Linked DNA regions of Homo sapiens: region 2 is linked to region 1. Evidence: read pairs that join two places in POLR2A ChIA-PET (ENCODE). Cell type or tissue: Panc1. All regions are shown on one strand. Links, peaks and the distances in the headings refer to the core of each region. The heading gives the core; the rest is flanking DNA. Region 1 has its middle 2.5 kb from the start of MYLK2. Region 2 holds the start of HCK (HCK proto-oncogene, Src family tyrosine kinase).

Evidence for each region. ChIA-PET counts read pairs that join two places held together with the same protein. Peaks named below come from ENCODE experiments on the same cell type or tissue, not always from the same donor. Only the 100,000 strongest peaks of a DNase experiment are listed, where the experiment ranks them.
Region 2: POLR2A ChIA-PET joins it to region 1 with 12 read pairs; 2 of 35 experiments call an interaction of 5 or more read pairs at or near these places.

Annotation. Positions count from the first base shown.
Region 1 is chr20:31,814,638-31,819,019 of GRCh38, reverse strand. No RefSeq gene overlaps it. Among named protein-coding and RNA genes, the nearest start is that of MYLK2, 2.5 kb to the left of the region's middle. RefSeq lists an enhancer at 2,534-3,336. In Panc1, for the core only: no CTCF peak of the experiment used is centred there; no DNase peak of the experiment used is centred there; H3K27ac peaks cover 2,175 bases.
Region 2 is chr20:32,051,002-32,055,383 of GRCh38, reverse strand. It overlaps HCK (HCK proto-oncogene, Src family tyrosine kinase), which reads right to left and starts at 3,142. Exons shown (of 13, transcript NM_002110.5): 1 at 2,898-3,142. The coding sequence starts at 2,959. RefSeq lists silencers at 1,470-1,669, 2,723-2,782. In Panc1, for the core only: no CTCF peak of the experiment used is centred there; no DNase peak of the experiment used is centred there; H3K4me3 peaks cover 1,273 bases; H3K27me3 peaks cover 1,021 bases.

The DNA.
Region 1 (4,382 bases), core at 310-4,309:
TGAGCCCTGGTCTGCCCACCTGTGTGCCACATCTCCTGGGGCTCCCCAGAACCTGGCTAGAGCCACAAAGTCCCAGGGATAATCTCCCTGACCCTAGTGCCTAGCTCTGTGCCTCGACATCTGGACCTGCTTGCGTCACCTTTGGGTAAGAAATTGTCTCGGGGGCACTTTCTCAACATGTCCATAGGCCTGGAAGCTTTTTCTTTTGAAACTGTCCTTTTCTTGGGCTCCTGGGGACACGGAGGCTGCCCTGAGTAGCCATGGGAGATGGAGAGTGCTCTGTGCCCCTCCCCCAAGCTCATCCAGTTCTCACCCATGACCCACATGGAAGAAGGGGGCTGGCAGAGAGTCTTTTCAAGGATGCTCCACTACAGGGGTGGCCCGAGGGGCACTCTAGCCTGAGGTGTTCGAGATAGGATGAGGACAGCTATGATCCAAGGAGCCTTCCATCACCCAGAGCCTTTCTCAGAGGGGGCTCTTGAGAACTGGCCAGACCTGGGTGCATTAGAAGTAGCTGTAGAGGCCAGAAGCAGTGGTTCACACCTGTAATCCCAACACTTTGGGAAGCTGAGGCAGGAGGATCACTCGAGGCCAGGAGTTGGAGACTGGCCTGGGCAACATAACAAGACCCCGTCTTTATATTTTAAAAAGTAAGATAAAATGAAGTAGCTGTAGAGTGGTTATCCAGGTTCAGGTCCTGACTGCAGCAAACCAGTCACTTCACTCCATGGCCTCGGCTCCTCTGTCAAATGGGAAGCCATTGGAAAAACGCTTGATGAGAGAAAGGAGGGAGAATGCAGCCCCTCTAAGCAGTGGGGAAATAGGAACCTGTAAAAAAAGATTGAGGAAGCTGTTAATGAACTGACAAAAAGTGACCACCAAAGTGGGGGGAATAAAAAAAGCAAGATGCAAAGTAGCATGTAGAGTGTGCTATCCATTTGTGCAAAAAAAAAAGGGAGAATAATATATGAATAATATATATTTCACTTTATGCACATAAGAATTTATTTGGTAGGATAAGCAAGGAACTGGGCCCCAAGGGTGGGAAGGAGACATCACTGTATATACTTTGACTTTTCTGTTTGAACCATGAACTATGTGAACAGGCTACTATTCAAAATGAGTGGGATGTTTTGTTTTGTGAGCAAATGTCAAGGGTTTTTGGTATAAGCTGGTAAAAACCATAGTTGGAGCTCTTTCCCCAGTCTTGACTACTTTTGCTCTGCCTGGCCCTCCTCTCCAGGCCCGGTCCTCCTCTCCTCCATTTCTCTTCTTTAAGGTCCAGTTAACAGTCTGCCTCTTCCAGGAAGCAAAAGTAACAGCTGATGCCTATACGGTACTGACCACGTGCCTGGCCTCGCTCTGCATGCTCTCATGTTGATCCACCCAAATGGTCTTCAGAAGAACCCAGTGCGGTAGGTACTAGAGAGATGGGGAAACCAAGGCATGGAGAGGTTATGTAATTTACTCAAAGTCACAGCTTGGAAGGGGCTGAACTGAGCTCTGAACCCAGGTCCCCTGCAGAAAGGGAGCTTCCACTTGCTGAGCACCTGTCATTCGTTTTAGCCATCTTGCCTTTAAGCATCATCTTGATGATAACTCTGTGGGGAGCGCTCATCTCATTTTCTGCATGAGGACGAGGAGAGTTAAAGGAATCAGTAGCTTGCCCAAAGTCACTCAGCAAGGAAGGGAGTTGAGCTTGGAATGTCGTTCTTCAAACTCCAAAGCCCTCTTCCCTTCCTAAAATGTCCCAGCCTGTGCCTTGCCCCCTTCTCCCTGCTGAGTAACCCCTTTGTGGATCTTGCAGCATTCAAAAGGTTGAAATGTTTCCTGTCCTAATGCGGATCATTAGGACCTCCTGGCCCTCTATCTGGCCCAGAGCATGTTTTAGTTTAATTTGGAATGTTGGGTCCCCTGCTTCTGGCCTCCCCACAGTGCCCCAGCTGATCCCACCATTGGTTGACACTGTCTGGGAGCCCCCTGAAGGCCAGGGGCTAAACACATCCCCAGCACAGAGTGGACTTGCCCATCAGTGTCTGATGAGTAAATAACTGATTAACCAGAAGGCTCCAGACTGGAGTTTGTTACCTCCCTATGCTGGACCTTGCTGGCATCTCCTTGTTATTATTGTGGTTATCAATACCAGTCATTTATTGAGTGCCCACCAACGGCCAGGCCAGACTATGCCAAAGATCCAGCTCCCTGGATCCTCAGAAGGGACTGTAGGGGCCAATGTTACACCATTTTAAAGGTGTGGAAACTGATGCTCACAGAGGGAAGTGGCTTGTCCCCACAGTCACTCAGCTAGTGAATGGCTTCAAACTACCCACATTCAAATCCAGAGCCACCTCCCAATGAGACCAAAATCCAGCCTGGGACAACTTCAGGGGCATTAGTGCTACTTTTGTTATAATTATTATTCCCAAATAATTACTCTTATTGAACTCTTTCTAAAATGGACCAGGCCCTGGGGTAAGCAGCTTCATGAGTATCCTTCCTTCGAGTCTTACAACTCCCTACCATGCAGTGATTAGGAGATCTGTCAATGAAGCGCTGCGACCAGTAACTGTGAGCTTGGAACAATGTCTTCACCTGTTTCCTCATCCGTAAGGAGAGCATCTGCCTCCCAGGAGGTAGATAAAGCATTACAACAGTGAGTGTGAGCATAGCGAGTGCTGTATAAATGTCAGCTCTTTAATCCCCATTTCACAGATGTGACAGGAAAACTGAGTCACAGGGCAAAGTCATAGAGTTGGGATTGGACCCATCTAACCCAAGGCTCTGCTCATAACTGCTCTGCCCCATTGCCTCCCTCTCACAGCATGGCTGCGAGCATTTAGCCAGCACACATGTAAAGAGTGCCCAATGGCACAGTACCTACAGCACTGTGGGGGCCTGATAATGTCGTGGACACCCCAGGTAGAGGGTTCATCTGTTCCCGCCAGCTCCCCTGCAGTGCCTCCCACTGGGATGAGAGTCTGGCCTGGTTCCGAATCTACGGGACTGCCTGCTCCAGCCAGCTGCTCCCTGGGAGTCCCCAAGCTTCTCAGCACTCCCTTGGAGGCACAGGGGTGGGGCACGGGGAAACTTCCTCCACCCACCTAGGGGCTGCCAGAGCCCCTGCCCACCCTCAAGAAGGGGCTTCCCCGCCCTGCACCAGCTGTGCAGACACCCTCTTTGCCTCTACAGGGGCAGGACAGGAAGTGGGGCAATGCCAAGACCAATTAAACCCGCCAGGGGAATTAAGGTCAGCAGGATGCAATTATGCCTGTTGGATTTAACAAGGCCAGAGGGAAGGTTTCTCCAGCCAGAGTTCACGGCTCCTTAGGCCTCTTGCCCTGTGTAGCTCTGCCTTCCAGGAGCCTAGGCTTCCAGGCTCACCTAGCTCTGGAAGAATGTGTTGGGGGTGAAGGGGTTAACTTCACCCAGGCACTGCTTCCTTGGCTCTGGAGAGGAAATCAGTTCAGCCAAGAGGCTTTAAAAGGACCTGTTCGGAGAAGTCATGCCCAGTCTGACCCTCTCCCTGCCCAGCTGTGATGGAAAATCCAAAGAGTTGAGCAACAACCTTTCTGACTCCAAAGAGAGCAGCCAACTCCCCTCACAGCCTTCCCTCTGCTCCTGTTTGAGAGCCACTCAAGGCTGCATTAGCACGTTGTTTTCTCTCGCCCTCTCCCACCTTGGACCCCTGAGCCCAGGGCCTTGGCAGGACCTCTCAGGCCTCTGGAAAAGCCCTAGGTAAGGTTGCTGTCCTTACAGCAGACCCTGTCCTTCCAGCCAAGCTAGTAAGCAGAGGTCTGTGGGCGTTCTGTGTGCAAATTGGACATAGGTTTCTCCGAAAACGCAATTGACACACTGTTCCATCCCACAGTTATAGAATTTTATTGCTAAGATTAATTACTGGGGGCTCTACTGTGACAAGGACTAAACTGGTCACTTTCAGGACACAGAGATGAAATTGGGGGAGAGCTATAGAATCACTGCATATTACATTTTAGGTGAAAAAAGACTATAAAAATCAACCATGCCTGTAATCCTAGCATGTTAAGAGGCCGAGGCTGGAGGATCACTTGAGCCCAGGAGTTCACGACCAGCCTGCGCAACATGGTGAGACCCCATCTCTGCAAAAAAATTTAAAAATTCGCCAGGCGTGGCAGTGCACACCTGTGGTCCCAAGCTACTCAGGAGGCTGAGGTAGAAGGATTGCTTGACACCAGGAGGTTGAGGCTGCAGTGAGCCATGATTGTGTCACTGCACTATGGCCTGGGTGACAGGGTGGGCCCCTGTCTCAATAAATAAATTAAATAAAAATCAGCCATAGAGCGGGATCCTTTTTGTTCAAAATATTTACAAAGAAGATGGCTGGAGGGATATAAATGGACATA
Region 2 (4,382 bases), core at 71-4,070, 240 kb before region 1:
TCATGCTTCCATTTTCTTGAACACTTATTAAGTGCCAGGCATAGTGAGTAAGGCAAGTGAAGTGCCTTACAGCAGAGAACATGAGGCCTGAAAGAAAGGCCATTGATCCAGAGACGGCTGGGAGATCAGCAGAGCAACATTCTTCTCTCTTCTCTGCCCCAGAGTCCCTGGTGACCCTTCTGGGCTACAGTACTCCTCTCACACAAAGGGGAGTGTGACAGGTGCCCTCTCTGGGGAGCCATCCAGCCTTTTGGTGTTTTCCTCAAGAACCACCTGTACATGGGCCGAAAGCTACACATCCAGGATGCTCCTGTCAATATTGTTCGTTGTAGTGAACGCCTAGGAACAACTTGAGTATTTATCCACAGGGGAAAGAGAAATACTGTAGAGTCGTTACCTGCTGGGATACTCCACAGCAGCTGGAAGGAATGAATGAGGCCTCTATTTTCTATTTCTCATCCTGGGTAGATTTTGACAACTTAATGATAAGATGGGGCAAATATGCTCCTCTGCTATCCCCATTGTCAGAATTGCAGAAAAGTCTCACAATTAGATAGTTTTTTGTTTTGTTTTGTTTTGAGACGGAGTCTCGCTCTGTGGCCCAGGCTAGAGTGCAGTGGCACGATCTCGGCTCACTGCAAGCTCCACCTCCAGGGTTCACGCCATTCTCCTGCCTCAGCCTCCCCAGTAGCTGGGACTACAGGCGCCCGCCACCATGCCCGGCTAATTTTTTGTATTTTTAGTAGAGACGGGGTTTCCCCGTGTTAGCCAGGATGGTCTCGATCTCCTGACCTCGTGATCCGCCCGGCTCAGCCTCCCAAAGTGCTGGGATTACAGGCGTGAGCCCCCGCGTCCGGGCTTTTTTTTTTTTTTTTTTTTTTTTTTTTTTTTTTTTTTTTTTTTTTTTTAGGTGGAGTTTCGCTTTTGTTGTCCAGGCTGGAGTGCAATGGCGCGATCTCGGCTCACTGCGACTTCTGCTTCCCCGGGTTCAAGCGATTCTCCTGCCTCAGCCTCCCGAGTAGCTGGGATTACAGGCATGAACCACTGCATAGATAGCATTTTTAAAGCACACAAAACAATCCTACGTGTTGTTTATGCGTACATTTATATGCAATCCATTTTCAGAGGCACATCCTGGAAGGACTGTAACTCATGACAGCGGTTGCCCCTGGGGAGGGAGAGAAACAGGACTGAGAGTGATACAAGGTGGGGAGACTTCAATTTTTTCTGTTACTTTTAGTAAATTAATTTTTTAAAATCTCAAAACAAACACAACAAAATGCTATTATTTGTTAATTCTGGATGGTGGATTCTCGGGACATCTAATATATTATTATCTTCACTTTTCTGTATTTTAACCTGTCACCCCCTCCCCTAAAAAAAAAAGGACCATAAAGAGAAAACCATGGGATAAGGCAACTGATAGGCATTGAGGCCTTTCTCTGTGCCAGGCATAGGCTACCCCAGTGGTTCTCAAAGTGTCCTCCTTGGATCAGCAGCAGCAGCATCACCGGGGATGGAAGTTCTCATTGTCCTGCACAGAGCTACTGAATCAGAAACTCTAGGATTCGGCCCAGCAATCTGTTTTCACAAGCAGTCCAGGTGATGCTGATGTAGGCTAAAGTCTGAGAACACGGGGCCATATGTCTAGCTAGGGCAATGTTAACATACATTAAGCCTGTGTACTGTCAGACAGCATTCTCAAAGCTTTCCTTCAGTAACTTTTTTTTTTTTTTTTTTTTTTTTGAGACAGAGTCTCTCTCTGTCGCCCAGGCTGGAGTGCAGTGGCGCGATCTCGGCTCACCGCAACCTCCACCTCCCAGGTTCAAGTGATTCTCGTGCCTCAGCCTCCCGAGTAGCTGGGATTAAAGGTGTGTGCTACTACGCCCGGCTAATTTTTGTACTTTTAGTAGAGACGGGGTTTCACCATGTTGGCCAGGCTGGTCTCAAACTCTAGACCTCAAGAGATCCACCTGCCTCGGCCTCCCAAAAAGCTGAGATTACAGGCGTGTGCCACCCTGCCCGGCCCCTTCAGTACCCAATTAATCCTCTAAACAACCCTGTGAAGGAGGTACTATTACTCTCCCCATCCTGCAGTTGTGAAAACAGAGGCAAAGAAAGGCCAAATCCTCTACCCCAGCCCCAACAGGCAGTTTGCCCCTAGAAGCCCCCTCCGCTACCCACTAGCCTGTCTCTCACACGCACCACCTCTCGCATACTCCAATTTCCTGCATCCTTGCAAGAAAGACTTCATAGCCCCGTTTTACAGATGAGGAAACGAATTCGGAGGCGGAGAATTCGTCCAAGGAGGAAAGAGACAGGGCATGCATGCAGTGTGGTCTGGGGCCAGGAGGTTTGGGGGTTTGACCTAGACCTGTTGTGGGAGGAGGGGCAGAGAGCCGACCAGCTGCAGCCGGCCTGGGTGTGGCTCGCACGTCACGCCTCCGCCCAACTACCCCCTTCCCCAAGCTGGCTGCCAACCCGGCGTGACCCGGCCCCCACCGGGAACCGTAAGGGCCTTCCCCTTCCCGGGTTCTGTGAAGCCCCATCCCTTCCTTCTTTTTCTTTTTTAAATTAAAAAAAAAATCCCCGCCCCCCCCCAAGAAGGGGAACCTGGACGGCCCAGAGAAGTGGTGGATAAAGTCACTGCACGGGCCCGAGCGTCCCCTTCCCCGGGAATCCAGCAGTCCGCAACAGTGCCGCCCCTCCCTAGGGCACCCTCCACTCGCTGTCGACCCCTCATCCCCCGGGCTACCCGCGGCTCCCCCGACGTTCCGTCTCCCCTCGCTGCCCCCAGCCGCACCCGTAGCCAGCCCTCCCCAGGCTCCTGGGCTCCCTCCGCCTCCTGGGACCCCTCGCGGGCCGGGTATTCCCGGTCCCCTGTGCGCGGCACTCACCTGGGCGCCCGCTCCTCGTCTCGCGGGCAGCCCGGATCCTCGCAGCTTGAGCGCCCCCCCAGCTCGGCAGCCCCTGAGGTTCCGGGGTGCCAGTGCCGGGAAACTGACTTTCTAGAACTAGAGGCGGGGGCGACGCTCTGAGGGGCTTTGGTGCCGCGGGCGTTTCTCGTCCTGCACTGTCTGAGTCCCTTCCCACTCGCCTCTAAGCCTCTGATGTGCTCCCGAGCTGGGACCAGGGACGTGGTGGCGCCCGCAGGCCATCTGGGCGCCTTAGCCGCGCCCTGAGCGAGGCTAACTCCGCCCCAAGTGTCCTAACACCTCCCCGAAGATTCAGACGCCACCCCAGGATCCTAACCGGCTCCCCGAGGGTCATAACCTCCGTCTCCTGCAAGAAGGATCCCAAACCCTCCACGAAGAGAAAAAAAATATTAGCACCATCCATAGGAGGCTTCTAACGCGTCCACCAAGGATGCGAACCCCCATCCCTTCCGCTCCACTTTCCCTAACACCTCCCCATCCCACCGCCCAGCGTCCTACCCCAGTCTCCAAAGGATCCCAAATCCCACTCCTAGGGATTCGAACCCGCCCGTCTAAGAACCCCAGCACCCGCTCCAAGGCTCCCAAGATACTAACCCCGCCCCGCCAAAGGATTTTTAATCCCACCTCTGAAGGATTTTTAAACTCAACTTGCCCCCAAAGATTCTAATCTGCCCAGTGGAAGGATCCGAACTCTCACTTCAGTGGATTCTAACCCTGCCCTAAGATTTAGAACACAAACCCCAGGGTTCCAATACCGCTCCTGCTCCTGCGCGATCTAACCTCCCGCCGCCTAAGAGTTTTAATACCCAGGGGTCTATACCGCCGGTCCAAAGATTCCAACCCTGCCCTTCAGAGATCCTAACCCCACCTATCAAGGGATTCCTGCCACAGTCTTCAAAGATTCCAACCCACCCTGGAAAGGCCTTACCCTACCCCGGAAGCATCGTGATCTCTTTTCCCCACCACTCCGACCCCTCCCTTCTGGCCCGGCCCTCCCCAACTCCGCGGCCCGAGACTTCCAGGCAGGTCTGTGGTCAGCGGTTTCTCTTCCGCAGGCCTGCTCCATTCAGACACCATGCAAAGTTCCTCTCTCGAAGGAACCACCATGGCCATGCAAAGTTCCCTGCCCGAAGGAACCACCCTGGCTTCCTGGCAGCTCAGAGGACTCCCAAGCTGGGGGAGGTGGTCGGGGGAGGGGAGGAGTCGGGCTGGAGGGTGACTGAGGCCCCAAGTGGATGGGATTGTGCCCAGCTCCAGGCAAGGGCAGAACACACCCTCTCCTGGAAAAGACAGGGGCTATCACCCTAAATGCTGTGTAACACACCTCCAAAATCTCCAAAACTACAAGAATTCTACCGCGTCTCTCTATTCCCGTTGCTACCAGCTGATCAGGACCACAGTCATTTCTTCATTCATTCATTCATAATTCATTCAGCAAAGCTGTCC